3 separate regions of the Homo sapiens genome follow, and regions 1 and 2 are each linked to region 3. The links are chromatin loops, found by intact Hi-C in ENCODE. Cell type or tissue: CD4-positive, alpha-beta T cell. All regions are shown on one strand. Links, peaks and the distances in the headings refer to the core of each region. The heading gives the core; the rest is flanking DNA.

Region 1 (5,312 bases), core at 666-4,665, 330 kb before region 3:
GGAGGCCAAGGTGGGTAGATCACTTGGGGCCAGAAGTTTGAGACCAGCCTGGCCAACATGGTGAGACCCCCCCATCTCTACTAAAAATACAAAAAAAAAAATTAGCCAGGCATGGAAGCAGGTGCCTGTAATCCCAGCTACTCAGGAGGCTGAGACACGAGAATCACCTGAACCCGGGAGGCGGAGATATCAGTGAGCTGAGATCGCGCCACTGCACTCCAGGCTAGGCGACAGAGCAAGACTCCCTCTCAAAAAAAAAAATAAAAAAGAATAACTTTTCACTATGTGAGCCATTGTCATTTAGTGCATAATGTCTGCGTACTACCCAGTATCCCCTGCGGCTCCTCCACAGTTGTGGGGTCCCGCACTATAGGAAGACAATGCATTTTAGCTCCGAGTACAGGTCTCAAAAACTTGGCTAAATACTTCCCCCATCCACTCATACCAGTGTACAGGGAACAATAATGGATTAATAACCAAAGAGAGGGCGGGAAGGTCCCAACTGGCATCTGCTCCACTCGGCCCACTGGTGTCTAGATAGGGAACAGTAATAGCGTTCACCACTTCTCTTTCCCCCAAACCTCCTCTGGAAATCCCAGGCTTACCTCAATATTCCCAAGGTTCAAGTGACCAACTCAAGGGCTCAGGCGGCCAAGGCCCAACCTCACGTGCCCAGAAAGTGGACGCACCCAGGGGCTGCTCCTGGAAGGAAGGAGAGATGACGGTGAGTAGAAGCCCATGTCAGCCTCTCTGGCTGGGCCCTCCTTCTACTGATGTCTTGACCCGCAGCCCGCAGCCTCTGGGCAAGGAACTAAAGTCGTTTTGAGCCAGCAGGGTCAGACTTCTAGAAGCAGCCAGCTAAGGTAAAATATCTGTCTTCTACTCCCTGGAAAGCAGTCCGGAGAGGTGGAACCAGCCTAGACTTCAGTATCAGGCAGATCTGGATTCAAATCCCAGCTCTGCCTCTCACTTGCTGAGGACTCTAAATACCTCCTTTTGCTCCACCCAGCCTCCATCTTTTCACGTGGAAAAGAACTGCTTGGTAAGGTTGCTGTGGGGAGTGAATAAAGCAATATACATAGTGCTTAATCTCACAGACAGCAGATGCTCCAGAAATGCTAATTCTCTTGCCCACTGGTATTCCTCAGGCAGCCACCAGTCACCTTCTTCTGAAGCTGTTGGCGGGGTACAGGCAGGCAGGAAGCTCAGTCTGAACAACCAGCCTTCAGACCAGCTCAGACACAAGGTGAAACAGAAACCAAAAACTCAGAGCACATGACTTACCTCCTCCAAACCTTTGCTCCAACCACTGCCACTCCCCAGGGAACGCCCTCCTCGTCTCCTCCCGCCCACTGCGGAGAGTGCTCCCATTCTCCACCGTTTATCACACACTTGTTTCTCACTTCCTGGCACTGTGAGTTGTCGTTTATTAACTGGTTTATTTTCTTCTTGGAAAAATAATTTTTTTAAAAAATATACCTTATCTATGCACACAAAGCAGCCCCCCAATTCATGAATGGATATGCTTGTGGTTTGTATTTGCGTTTTAATTACTAAGCAATCTGGCTCATCCCTTTGTGCAAAGCATTGCCTTAGGTTACAGTGTAGGAAACTGTATCAGCTCATCCTAGCACTGTTATAAAGAAATACCTAAGACTGGATAATTTATAAAGAAAAGAGGTTTAACTGGCTCACAGTTCCACAGGCTGTACAGGAAGCATAGTGACATCTGCTTCTGGGGAAGCCTCACTGTATTTATTTATTTGAAGGACTGATTTTTTAACAAAGTGAAAACTTCTCCCATGGCCTCTTCAATGCTTCCTTGAGGTCCCCGCTGTTAACATTTTGATTCTTTCAGACTTTTTCCTAGGCTTATAAAGCCATAGTAATTCTTGCTCTGCCACTTACTAGCTGCGTGACCTTGGGCAAGTTACTTAACGTCTCAGTGCCTTCCTCGGCTCATTCATAAAGTAGCTATAATGATTCCTGCATGTGAAGGTTATTATGAGAACAAAATGAGTTAATACATGCAAAATACTTAGCTCCTGGCATGCAGAGTAAAGACATAAATACATAATAAGTAGAAACAAATATTGTTTTATATACAGAGAGACAAAGAGAGACATCACATATACCATTTTGTTTACAAAAGCAGGGTAAGTATACTGTGCCAGTATCAATCATTGTGTTGCATCTGAGCTCCAAGTCCACTCTGTTCTCTTTGGTGACACCAAGCTACATCCCATAAAAAGATCTCCTTTGCTAGCGGCACAATTTTACTGGCTTTGTCAGTAGAGGGCGCCAGAGGGACGGTGCAAGGCCTAGCAGAGGACTGGATTTCTCTTCCGGGTTCTGGTGCTTCTCTTCCTGCTCTTAACGCCATGACTGCCAGCAGCTTGTAGAACCAGTGGTGCTCACCTTCAGGGAACTTTGGCAGCCTCCCAGCGGGCAGCTTCCTGCTCACCAGCCGGGGCCTGCTGACTGCAGACAGCTTGAGTGCTCTTGTACCTTTAGCAGTTAGCCTTCTTTTACTAGTTAATAATTCTTCATATTACATTTTCCCTTTCAAATTACTGGTGTGCTTTCCATCTCTAACTGGACCCTAACTTTTAGCTCATGCCTGGTATCTACCAGATGGCTTGTAAAATTTATTTAACCATTCCCCTACTGAAGGGAATGTGAGTATTATCGTTTCCAGTTTTCAGCTGTTATACCCTGTGCAGTAGTGAACATGTGTTTTTCATCCACATCACTGTTTTTGAAGGAAAAAAAATCCTGGAAGAGGAATAAATTTCTCTGCCATAGGGTTGTGCATGTAAGTCTTTGGAAAATGTTGTGAGATTGCTCTCCCTATAAGGTTGCACCAATTTATATTTCCAAACATAGGTGTAAGTGCCCACTTCCCCACACCCTCACCAATTATTATTTTTCTTTAACATTTACTAATCTTAGGGGTAATGTCTCATTGTTTTAGTTTGTTTTGTGCAATTACTAAGGAGACTGAACATTTTTTCATAACTTCATTGTCAATTTTTATTTTTTCTGTGAAACACATTGCTTATATCCCTTATTCATTTTTTAGTTGGATTGTCACTTTTTTCTAATTCATAGAAATTATTTGTTGATTCATTCCTAAAAGTGTGTATAGTTTTACAGATTTTATTAAGGGCCTTCATTCTTAGTTATGTAGCAAATATTTTCCCCGATTCATTTCATGTCTTTTTTTATGTGATGAAATACACATAACATAAAAATTACCATTTTCATCATTTTAAGTGTACAGTTCAGTAACATTAAGTACATTAATACTGATGTGTAACCACCACTCATCGCCAAAACATCTTCATCTTCCTAACCTTCATTGTATGTCTTTAAATTCATTCTTTGTGTCTTATATTATACAAAAGTTTTACATTTTTATCTATTCTAATTTATCAACCTTTTCCTTTATGACTTCTGGCTTTTACATCTTGTGTAGGGAAATTTTTGCTGGTGCTGTATTTTCTATATTTTCTTTTAATACCTTTCTAGACTTGTTTTAACATTTTATCTTTAAGCCATTTGACATTTTTGTGCTGGTATGCATGGTCTGAGGTGGGCTTCTAACTTTACTTTCTTGCAGGTGGGGACCTGATTATCCTAACACCTTTTTTAAAAAATCCATCTTTTCGCCTGGTGCAGTGGCTCATGTTTGTAATCCCAGCACTTTGGGAGGCCGAAGCAGGCGGATCACAAGGTCAGGAGATCGAGACCATCCTGGCTAACACAGTGAAACCCCGTCTCTACTAAAAATACAAAATATTAGCCGGGCGTGGTGGTGGGTGCCTGTAGTCCCAGCTACTCGGGAGCCTGAGACAGGAGAATCGCTTGAACCTGGGAGGCGGATGTTGCAGTGAGCCGAGATCGCGCCACTGCACTCCAGCCTGGGTGACAGAGCGTGACTCCATCTCAAAAAAGAAAAAAAGATCCATCTTTTTTTGATTATTTTATTATGTCACTTTTGCCAAAAAGTACCTGCCTTCTCTCCCAAAGCAGATTATCATTTCCTAGAAGGGAGGGACATTTCTTGTATCCATAAGTTTCCTCCTGACCTGGCAGATTGTACATGTTATACATGTTGGTTGGTGATATGACTGATAGGAAGCTGAATGAGAACTAGCACATTTTTAACAAAGCAAAGCAGCAGGTATCAGAACTCAGAATCAAATAAAAGCTGTCCCCCAATTCATGAATGGATATGCTTGTGGTTTGTATTTGTGTTTTAATTACTAAGCAATCTGGTTCATCCCTTTGTGCAAAGCATTGCCTTAGGTTACAGTGTAGGAAACTGTATTAGCTCATCCTCACACTGTTACAAAGAAATACCTAAGACTGGATAATTCATAAGGAAAAGAGGCTTAATTGGCTCACAGTTCCACAGGCTGTACAGGAAGCATAGTGGCATCTGCTTCTGGGGAAGCCTCAGAGAGCTTTTATTCATGGCAGAAGGCAAAGCAAGGGCAAGCATCTTACATGGCAGGAACTTGACCAAGAGAGTGGGGAGGTGCCACACACATTTAAACAACCAGATCTCATGAGAGCTCTATCACAAGAACAGCACCAAAGGGATGGTGCTAACCCATTCATGAAGGATCCATCCCCATGATCCAATCACCTCCACCAGGCCCCACCTCTGACATGGGGGATTACCTTGACGTGTGATTTGGGCAGGGACACACATCCAAACCATATCAGAAACAGAGGATGGGTAAGATATTGTTTCTGCCCTTATGAAGTTTGTGATCCCTAAATGCCCATCACTAAGGTGCTAGCTGGAGCACTGATGATCCATACATTCAATGGAGCTGTAGCAGTCATGAAAAGGATCAAGCAGATCTATATGTTCTGTTGCCCAGGCTGGAGTGCAATGGCACGATCTCGGCTCACCGCAACCTCCGCCTCCCAGGTTCAAGCGATTCTCCTGCCTCAGCCTCCCTAGTAGCTGAGATTACAGGCATGTGCCACCACGCCTGGCTAATTTTGTATTTTTAGTAGAGACGGGGTTTCTCCACGTTGGTCAGGCTGGTCTCGAACTCCCGACCTCAGGTGATCCGCCCACCTCGGCCTCCCAAAGTGCTGGGATTACAGGCATGAGCCACCGCACCTGGCTCCAAGATATGTTAAATGAGCTAACCAAGGTGCAAAACAGTCTGCTAGTGTTTGTGGGGGGAAAATGAGGGAAGGACACAAATACACATATGCTTATATAAGAATAAAATATCTCTGAAAGAATATTCAAAACATTAGAAACAATAATTATCTCCATAAAAGGC
Region 2 (5,312 bases), core at 666-4,665, 550 kb before region 3:
ATCTACAAATATGTGAGCAGGATGAGAAAGGGAAGATTTTGTAAACCATAAAAACCATAAAGCAATATCCAATTTTATTGCTAAAGAAAGAGGTGAATTTATTCAGGATGTTCACTATGAACCAAAGGTAGAGATTGGGAGGAAGACGGACCTGAAAGGCTGTGATCATTTAGCCACCTACCATTCATTACCGTCAATTTAAAGCACTGGAGTTTGCTGTGCTGCAAAAGGAGGAAAGCAATGCCTGCCCTGCCAACCTTCCAGGGTGAATGAAATCAAATGAGTTACATCTCAAAGTGCCCCTAATTAGCAAACACTGTATCAGCTTGAACTATGCTTTGAAAGGTACACTCAAATGTACTGATGGCAGTACAAAACTATAAGGTTTATTTGGAAAGCAGGTTGTCAAATGTTTCAATAACCATGAAAATATTCATACTTTTTGACCCAGTAAAATTCCCCGGAGTGATCTATTCTAAGGAGATATCCAAGTAAATGAAGAAACTACACATCATAGTCAATACACTGTTAATCTGTTAACAGCCAAGTAATCATTACACAAGTGTTTAATGAGTGGTTACCATGGGTCAGGCACTGTGGACACCCGCTGGTAATCAGGGCAGACAAGACCCTGGCCACTTGTAGCTGACCTTCCCACAAGCAGAAGGGTTATGGATGTCATGATTAACCAAATTTTCTGGTTATCATGATTTTGTATCCTGCTTTTTTCACTCAATGTCAGCAAGTTGTTACTGATTTTGTCTTAATAATGTGAAACTCCATTACGTTGTCTATTTTTTTCTCTTTTTCAGAAAAGCTCAGAAGAAACAGACACAATCTGGTAAGAATTGTTAGTAATAAAAGGGTTGTCCCTATGGGGTGGTTTAATCTCAGAGATTTTTGCCTTAGATACACCAGACTATTAAGAGATAATTTTACAAGACATTTTGAGGTCAAGGCAGCAGCTGCACCCAGCAAAGGGGTGGGGGTGGGGGATTTGCTGTTATTATAATTTTCTCCGGCATGCTCTTTCACGAGATATGAATATAAACCCTTTCTTAAAAAAAAGTCATATTTAAGAGACTTATATTTCGTATTCACAAGTACATCAGTGCAGTCCCTTACACTTGTATCCAAAACGCTAATTACGATAAAGCTTTATAAGTAATTTCAGTTTGTTCCATAATAGAATGGTTCATGTGAAGACTTTGATCTGAAAGATTAACACTTTCTGTAGAAACCAAAGGGCGCATCTTCTAGAACACGGGTTTTGAGTTAATTTAGGCATTCAACAGAGGCCACTGTTACAGGGAATGCAAAAATGACCCGATGTAACTCTTTGTTGAGCTTTAAAATTACTGTAATTTTCAAAGTGATCTTGGGAACCCATAAAATCTTAACAAAGATCATAGCGACGCACAGTTCAGGAGAATTTTCCAAGCTTAGTGACTCATGCGTTCAACAAATCTTTACTGAGCGCCTACTGGGTGCCAGGCACCGTGCTAAGCAGGCGCCGTGTTACACATCCGTATCAAGTTTTGGGGAAAAGGTACTTGACAAAGACCCAGCAGGGAAAAACACAGCGTTGAATTGAAAAACCGAAGACAAAACGACACTCGAGTATTTAATTTTGTAAAAGGTTCCTTCCTAGTCCTGCTATGGGGGACTTTGCAGCGAACTTGCAGAAGGCGGCAGATAGAGCTGGGGTCTGAGGGTGTCTTCGATATGGCAACTCCCCAAGCCCGAGAGCGCGGCCAAAGGTGAGGGGTGCGGGGAGAGGGCGCCCGGGCGGCCTGGGCCCCGCGCACCTGGCACGGCCGGCACGGCCAACCCGGCAGGCACCACTGGGCGGGCTGCGAACCCGCGGCCCGGGCCCCGCTGAGCCCGAGCTGCACTGGCGCAGTGGCTGCTCGCCACCTCGGGCCGCATTCTTGCCACGGCTCCCGCCAGCCGCCGGTGCTCGGGCTGGAGGTGGGCTAGCGCGTTCTGGCCTCTGGCTTCCCGGGCGTGCGCGGACCAAGGCTCACTCCCTCACACGTCCCCCACCGGCCCCGACACCTTCCCTTCCCGGGCCTGCCTCCCGTCTTTACCCTAGCGGCGACCACGGCCAGCGACTCTCTTCAGGCTGCCAGCGGTGCGGACAGGGGCGGGCGCCAGAGCCCTGCTCGCGGAGGGGCGAGGCGAGCGCTCTAGGCCCGCTCCCGGCGCGGGGCGCGGGAGGGCGGCGAGGCCGCGACCGGGGCCGTGGGCTTGGAACTCTGCACCAGTCCCAGGCTACCCGCTGGGAACGCATTCGCCCCACCCGCGCCGGGGTCGCGGCCCCGCCTCCCTCCCCGGGGCTGGGCAGCGAGAAGGCGGGGCCTTCGAGCTTGAGGCGGGGCGGGCAGGAAACTACAATTCCCAGCAGGTCTTGCGCTGGGGCCGTGGAGGCCGCTGGGAGAGTGGCTCTCCTTTGGCTTCCCCAATTGTGTGGGGGCTGCCATTGACCCGGTGTCGCCGCAGAACCGAGGTCGCCGAGTGATGATGTTGTGAAGTCGCCCGCCTGTCCCTGCCACGCCCGGGCGGTTGCTGGCAGTGGGAGCAGCGGCAGCAGCTTCGGCTGCTGCTTTCAGGCTGCCGCTGCATTAGGGGCTTCCTGAGGAAGCGCGGGCGGACGACAGAGGATGCCGAACCACTCCAGTGAGTAAGCTGTCCGCGCAGAACCCGAACTTGCCCTTGACAACTTCCCCGGAAAGCGGAGGGACCTCCTCGTCCCAAGGTCCTCCGGTACCCGGAGGTCACGCGCGGACGTCGGAGCCGGAGGCTGGGTGCTGGAGGGCTGGGTCCGGGTCCCGCGGTGAGGCGTGGGTTGTTTCCTAAGTGTGGGTGCAAAGTAATGGGCGCTAGGCGCTGGCGTCGGTATTCAGCCCAGCTGCACATCTGAGGCTTGGCAGCTTCTCATAGCGCCTTATCCTCTGCCATACAGCATCCATCTGGAGCCCTGTCTTTTAGGATGAGTGGCTTTAGGGTCGGGCATTAAACCTTAAGCTTCAGTCGCCATCTGTGATGTAAGTGGGAGGAGAGGGTATTGGAAAGAGCTCTTTCTGGGTCAAATAGAGTTGGGCTTTTCTTGCAATTGATTTTGAGCCAGATGCCACATATCTTGAAAAAGAAAAACGGCTGACTTTAGTTTGAAGCGTAAATAATAGATATTCGCACATGTCCTTTTTAGTAGCAGCCCAAAAATTGAATTTCAACTTAAAAAAAAATCTGCGTCATAATAATAGGGATGTTACTTGCTCTTGCTCATGCACCTTTTGCTTAGACCTGCTGTTTCTACGTCAGAAAAAAAAAAAAAAAAGGTAACTTCACAGGATATTCATCAAGTTGATGGAATGGACCATAGGAACAAAAGGAACACTTTCAGTTCTTGGTCTCCGTAAATCTTCCCGACCTTTAGATCTTTGCTGTTGACTTGGAAGTCTGAGGTACAGTAGTCTCCAAATAGCAGGTTAATGGTGGTGACATGACACTTAAAAACAAATTGTGAAGGACATTTGGAGGTGAGAAAGGTCAGGGATGAAGACATTTTATCATCCTAGCAGTTATTCCAACTTTCTTTTCTTTTTTTTTTTTAAGACAGAGTCTCGCTCTGTCGCCAGGCTGGAGTGCAGTGGGGTGATCTCGGCTCACTGCAACCTCCGCCTCCCGGATTCAAGCGATTCTCCTGCCTCAGCCTGCAGAGTAGCTGGGACTACAGGCGCGCACCACCACGCCCAGCTAATTTTTGTGTTTTTAGTAGAGATGGGGTTTCACCATGTTGGCCAGGATGGTCTCGATCTCTTGACCTCATGATCCACCCGCTTTGGCCTCCCAAAGTGCTGGGATTACAGACGTGAGCCGCCACACCCAGCTCCAGTTTTCTATTTTTAAAATTAAGTAATGTCCAGCAAGTCTCAGACATTTAGCAAGCACATACCATGTGAAAGACAGTGTTTTGTTATCTTACACACTTATTCATATGATGGAAGAGGTTTGTTAGAAAGAACCAACATTTGGCCGGGCGCTGTGGCTCACTCCTGTAATCCCAGCACTTTGGGAGGCCAAGGAGGACAGATCTCCTGAGGTGGAGAGTTCAAGAACAGCCTGACCAACATGGAGAAACCCGTCTCTACTGAAAGGAAATACACCAGCCTGGCCAATATGGTGAAACCCCGTCTCTACTAAAAATACAGAAATTAGCCGGGCGTGGTGGCACGCGCCTGTAGTCCCAGCTACTCGGAGGCTAAGGCAGAAGAATTGCTTGAACCCGGAGGCAGAGGTTGCAGTGAGCCAAGATTGCACCCCTGCACTCCAGCCTGGGCAACAGCGAGACTCCATCTCAAAAAAAAAAAAAAATTAGCCAGGCATGGTGGCACATGCCTGCAGTCCCAGCTACTGAGGAGGCTGAGGCAGGAGAATCGCTTGAACCCAGGAGGCGGAGGTTGCGGTGAGCCAAGATCGAGCCATTGCACTCCAGTCTGGGCAACAAGAGTGAAACTCAGTCTCAAAAAAAAAAAAAAAAAAAAAGAACCAACATTTTAGTATTTGCAATCTGCCAGGCACCCCAGGTGGGAGCTCTTCATACTTTAGCTCACTTAATCACTTTAACAAACCTATCACACTAATCTGAGGCTCAAAGACTTGCTTATGTAACAAGGGGAGATTTAAATCTAGATCTGCCTTGCTTCCAAGTCACAGATCAGGTAACTAATACGTACTTCAGAAATTATAGACTTTAAAGGTTGAGTGGTTAAAGAGGATTGTCTAGTGTTATTGTCTAAGACTGGTTCCAACACACACCTTGGACATCTGGAATAAGTCCTGAACCCCTGCTTTAGTACTTTTGAACAAACTGATTCTCTCTGCCTACAATTCCCATTTCTTACTGAACTGCTCAGTAAGACCCGAAAAGCCCATTCCAAATCCATCTCACTTATGTAAGAAATTATAAGACTGGACTTTTATCAAAAGGTTCTTTTCAGTTTACAGGTTTTGTGAGTCTGCAAATAAAAATATGACCCTGCTGGGTGTGGTGACTCACACCTGTAATCTCAGCACTTTGAGAGCCCGAGGCAGGAGGATGACTTGAGACCAGCCTGTTCAACATAGCAAAACCCCATGTCTACCAAAAATAAAAAATAGCTGGGTGTGGTTGTTTGTGCCTGTAGTGCCAGCTGAGATCAAAGGATCCCTTGAGCGATGATGGCACCACTGCACTCCAGCTTGAGTGACAGAGTGAGACGCCATCTCTAAAAAAAATTAAAATACGAGCAGAGAAGTGTTATTCTCCA
Region 3 (5,312 bases), core at 450-4,449:
CAGATTACCTGAGAACGCAGTCCTCAGGTGGAGAAAGGTGTATCTGCCCTGCCCAACCAGCAGCAGGCAGGCAGGGGCCTCGCAGCCCAGCGCAGGTGCTGTTTAGAAAGGGGCATCCACATGGATAAAAGGCCCAGATTAAATGGGGCAGGATGATATTTTGAGATATCTGACTTTGTTCTTTCTGCTCTGGAATTTCATTCCCTGGCCCTGCCCCCTGCCTGCGGCAGCCAAGTTCATTGCCAGGAGAGGGAAGTGACAGAGCAGAAATCGGGAACAAAGGACTGTGGAAGAAAAAAAAATTACAGGTAAGTCATCTAAAAAGCAATAAAGTAACAGTAATATGAATAATGATTGTGTATACATATTTTCAAAACAACATCCTGATAAATCTCATTCTGATTCTGAAATTTAGGTGAGAGACTGGAATGTAGGCAGAACTAGGAACAAGGACAAACAGAACTTCTTATCACTGCAAAAAGGCTACTACCTAGAAGTGTTCAAGCCCAAGTTTTTCAAGCATAATGTTAACTAACCAAGGGCAGAGATACCCAAATGGATCCATCCCATCTACAATTAAACTAAGGACAGAATCACTTGAGCTCCTTCCAAAGAATGTTAAGTAAACAGATTTTATTCAATCTTTCCTAGAGTTTATAATGAACATTTGTTATTTAATATGGTAGTTATATTACAGTTTTACCTTACGAGCGATAGAACATTTGGTGAATAAGATTAACAAACCGGAAATGATGATACCCTCGAAGACACTCTCTGGAAGCACACCAGTCCCACTGACTCATGTTACAAATTTAAGTTGGCATCCAGCTGATTTGTAGAATGTGTTATCCTGATGTTTCTGCAATTATACCACCTGAAGAGGGTCCCTGTCAGTCTCTGATAGGATAATATTTATCTTATTCTCCAAGTGAGAATCCAGCATATCTCGAAGGTCAGAAAGAAAGCCTCGTTCAGTGTTGCTGTGTTCACAGAGGATGACATTTATTCCTTGGGAAGCAGCATCCAAAGTATCATGATGGGACATCTCACCTACCAAAAAGGGAAGAGCAAATTCTTAAATGCTAAATATGGAATCTGTGGAATGAGGAAACACAAAAGCAGAAATACCAAGTTTGTAGTCTATATGAAGTGAATGTAATAGAGCAGAACTGTTTTACATATAAATCTAGAAAGTAGTGTACAGTTTTCTTTTATGTCCTCCAACTTAAAAAGAGAGAAAAGTCTGGGCGCGGTGGCTCACGCCTGTAATCCCAGCACTTTGGGAGGCCTAGGCAGGCAGATCACCTGAGCTAAGGAGTGCTAGACTAGCCTGGCCAACATGGTGAAACTTCCATCTCTACTAAAAACACAAAAATTAGCTGGGCGTGGTGGTGCGTGCCTGTAATCCCAGCTACTCAGGAGGCTGAGACAGGTGAATAGCTTCAGTCCAGGGCCTGGAGGTTGCAGTGAGCCGAGACTGCACCACTGCACTTCAGCCTGGGTGACAGAGTAAGACTATCTTGAAAATATAAAAATAAAATCCATCCCACTGAGAATTCCAACTTCTTTTTCCTTAGCAGACCCCAAGGCAATTATCCAATCCAACATATCTGGCCAGAACCAGATCTGTAAACACCCATTCAAAGTGTTTCCACGGTAAAATGAATGATCACTGCCAAGTAAAATGAGGCCTTCAGAAAATTTGCCTCTTATGTAAGTAATAAATACCTCTGGAGGAAATTATATGTATACTGCCCAGCAGACTTATGCTTTGTAAGCACCAGTATTTCTGTCGTCAACTTAGTCTAATATATAAGGATGAAATGAATTTAAGATTACTTCCAGGTTAAAAACAAAGTATTTTTCTTTGACTTAAGCAAAATCCCTAGAAACTCTGGAGGGAATCTCATCTGTTGTGAAAAGATTTGGGGAAAATTCATATTCTGAATTTTTAATTTATATTGTTAATTTTTTTTTAGATGGAGTTTTGCTCTGTCACCCAGGCTGGAGTACAGTAGCACGATCTCAGCTCACTGCAACCTCTGCCTCCTGGGTTCAAGTGATTCTCCTGCCTCAGCCTCTCGAGTAGCTGGAATGACAGGCACCCACCACCATGCCTGGCTAATTTTTGTATTTTTAGTAGAGATGGGGTTTCACCACGTTGGCCAGGCTGGTCTCGAACTGCTGGGCTCAAGTGATCTGCCCGCCTCAGCCTCCCAAAGTGCTGGGATTACAGGCGTGAGCCACCATGTCCAGCCTAATATTCTGAATTTCTTAAAATGCAGTTTGTGAATTTGATGACTTCTAATTTAAGAGCAAAACTGTACTGTGTACAATTAGGTTTGTTCTTTAAAAAGTACAATTTTGAACTGTATTTAGAGACAGAAGGGCATATAAATTTAAGAAAAAAGGGTTCTTGGAAAAAAATGAGTTCTCTTTTAATTTTCCCATAAGAAAACACCTATAAGTAAAAAAATGAGTTTTCTTAATTCCAGAATTTTTTAGTTCCCCACAATCTCCTCCTAATAAGTGTCATCTCATTATAAGGAACAGTTTTTATTCAAGCACCTTTTAAAACATCTTAATCTATAATAGTAGAAGTAAAAAGCAAGAAAAAGACACTAAGATGGCCCAGTTGGAAGCCTTGTTTTAGGAAAGGTAAGTCTGGCTGCCTGTACTGTGACAAATTCATTGGCTGGAGAAGGCATGAAAGGGGGGAAATCAGTGAAGACCCTGCAATAATAGCTGAAGCCAATGGAAAGAAAAGCTTGGCCCAGGATGGCAGCTTGGGAAAGAATAAGCAAATGGAGAATGAAAAGACAAATGGGAGAACTTAATTTACAAGGAGCAGGCTCCCCATCTGCTGGTCTTACGGGGTATTACCCTTAACAACCTAATACAATGAGAACACGGCCTCAGGCTCACAGGAAGCGTGATGAAGTTCAGCAGAGGTCCTTTAGGTGGGGCTTCACATCTCTGAAGTTATACTCAAAAGTGATGCCTCACAGACCAGAGACAGCTAATGCTAGCCGGATAATATATTTTCTATTTCTCCCCACAGCCAGATAGGAAGGACATTTTAACATTTTGGAACTGCTTGAATTTATCTTATGCACGTATCATTATACTTTATCATTGTTTTAAAAAACTAGTTTTTAAAAAAGTATAAGGAAACAGATACCCCAAATTGAGAGAGAAGCACAAAACAAAGAGCCTATACTCTTTAAAAATGTCAATGCTATGGAGACAAAGCTGAGAAACTATTCCAGACTGAAGGAGACTAACAACAACTAAATGCAATGTGAGATCATTGGCTGGATATGGATCAGAAAAAGAAATGCTATAAGCTTTTATCAATTGGGAAAATGTGAATATGGACTGTATATCAAGTAAGTGTTTTAACAATATTAAATTCCCATGTTTGATAATTGTTCCATGGACTTAGAATGTCTTTGTTCTTAGACTATACACTGAAGTATTGAGAGGTAAAGAAATTGTCATGTCTGCAATTGATTACAAAATGGTCCTAGGGGAAATACATCAATATATATATAGAACATATTTTAACTTGTATATATTATGTATCTATACATGCAAACACAAATGTGTATAGACACATATATAATATGCACATAGGGAATGTACAAATATGGCAGAATATAACCATAGTAACCAAGGTGAAGAGCATATAGGAGTTCAGTATACTATTCTTGCAACTTTTGCATAGGTCTGAAATTCCTAAGTAAAATGCTAAAATGAATTTTAAAATAGCCAGACACAATACTGTAAGATATTCATATTGAAATTTCACTTTAATCTGGTAGAAATTTAAGGGCTTACAAAAATCTTTTATCTTCAGAAAATATAAAATAAGTAATAGTCACATACATGTTTTGTTTTTTTAAATCAATTTATTGGTTTAGAGCAATTCCATCAGGCTTGCTCAGATGCTGCTCCTCGGTACTTCAGGATGTGACAATGCTTTGAGTGCAGCAGCCTTTGTAAGAGAGTGTGCTATATAACAAAGTGTGGGTGTGGGAGGCAAGGGAAGCATGGAAGTAGCCAAAGGAATGGCCAGAGGGCTAAGAGCCTAGAGCCTGGTCCTCAAAGTGGGAAAAGTAATTCTTTAACTCATTCTCTCCTAACCCTAAGAAGGAGGAGGTAAACAAAGTGGCAACCCCTTAAAATGCCTCCAAATCCTTTGGAGGTGTAAGGGGCCATGTTTGGCCATATTCCTGAGTAGTAACTACATAAAGTAATTCTTTCAATAAAAATTAGCCAGGACCTATTAGGTAGTATCCTAAATGAGAAAGTATAAGGCCCAGCAGCCAGACAATTACTATCCAACAGAAGTGCACATTGGAGGTCAAGGACAAAGTGATAGGGACCCACAAGAGGCAGGAGCAGGACAGTGTCAGAGAAGGCTTCTCAGAGGGGGTGTTCACTTATCACTAGGAGTACAAGGAAAAGGCATTCTAGCCAGAGAAAACAGCATAAGCAAAGGGTACAGGAAAGGGGATGCAATGTTCAGGCTCCACCAGACAGATGAAGGAAATCACTGAAGTCTTTTTAATCAAGACCATCAAATTTGCACTTTGAAAAGTTAATTTCAGGAGAGTATATGGAAGATACCATTAGAGGGTTGATGCTGTACTTCAAGTAGGAGATGGTGCCTGGATAGAGATAAGGGGGAAGATTCTAGAAAGATTTGGGAGCTTGAATTGATAGGAATTGATGATTGGCTTTAGGCTGAGTAAAAGGAACCATTTCCTAGCTAAGGTGACAGGGTAGAAAGTATCCCACTGATGTGAAATCTGAGAGGTTTGGGACAGTTTAGGAAGAATGTAGGTAAAATAAATGCTGACCATTAACTTTTGAGATAATGTAATAAACTGTTCAATGATTTCATCCCTCCACAAAGAATGCAGTAAGTCCCCAGTTCTGTTGTAGTTTCTGTTTAGTTCAGGTTCAGAAAACATTAATTAGGTATCATCTATGTGCCAGGTACTGTCCTAAAATTTGCCATTTTTGATTTTGCAAAAAATAAACCAAGAGAGATCCAAAGTCTGTCCTACCTGTGAGGTAAAGGTCAGCCTCAACACCCTGCAGAACGCTGCTCCCAGAACCAGCACACAGGGCCACGACTTTGACTTGAGACTCTTCAAAACAGAGGAAACAAGAGACCAATACTTTACAATTCCCTTTCATTTTACTATTATAATTTGTACCAAGAATCCTAAACATAATACAGATTTCACTCCTGGTCTCATCACCAGTATATGAATTGTTCTTACTGCATTTTAAAAAAAACA

Evidence for each region. A loop is a pair of places that touch in the nucleus more often than their neighbours do. Peaks named below come from ENCODE experiments on the same cell type or tissue, not always from the same donor. Only the 100,000 strongest peaks of a DNase experiment are listed, where the experiment ranks them.
Region 1: a loop joins it to region 3, with 13 times the contacts of the local background. A loop is called at or near these places in 33 of 110 quality-filtered maps.
Region 2: a loop joins it to region 3, with 2.3 times the contacts of the local background. A loop is called at or near these places in 2 of 110 quality-filtered maps.

Annotation. Positions count from the first base shown.
Region 1 is chr2:201,229,406-201,234,717 of GRCh38, reverse strand. It overlaps a transcript of CASP10 not described here and a transcript of CASP8 not described here. Among named protein-coding and RNA genes, the nearest start is that of CASP8, 28 kb to the left of the region's middle. RefSeq lists enhancers at 67-186, 2,284-2,533. In CD4-positive, alpha-beta T cell, for the core only: a CTCF peak has its summit at 2,305 (motif pointing right); DNase peaks (open chromatin) are centred at 727, 1,267 and 2,317; H3K4me3 peaks cover 1,368 bases; H3K27ac peaks cover 1,139 bases.
Region 2 is chr2:201,448,717-201,454,028 of GRCh38, reverse strand. It overlaps TRAK2 (trafficking kinesin protein 2), which reads left to right and starts at 2,571. Exons shown (of 16, transcript NM_015049.3): 1 at 2,571-2,679. STRADB (STE20 related adaptor beta) reads right to left here and starts at 2,289. Exons shown (of 12, transcript NM_018571.6): 1 at 2,091-2,289. RefSeq lists a silencer at 1,719-2,398 and enhancers at 2,429-2,958, 2,362-3,216. In CD4-positive, alpha-beta T cell, for the core only: no CTCF peak of the experiment used is centred there; a DNase peak (open chromatin) is centred at 2,438; H3K4me3 peaks cover 2,279 bases; H3K27ac peaks cover 988 bases.
Region 3 is chr2:200,899,232-200,904,543 of GRCh38, reverse strand. NIF3L1 (NGG1 interacting factor 3 like 1) reads right to left here. Exons shown (of 7, transcript NM_001369441.2): 6 at 5,076-5,159; 7 at 619-1,050. The coding sequence ends at 866. Among named protein-coding and RNA genes, the nearest start is that of NIF3L1, 13 kb to the right of the region's middle. In CD4-positive, alpha-beta T cell, for the core only: CTCF peaks have their summits at 2,719 and 2,920; a DNase peak (open chromatin) is centred at 2,903.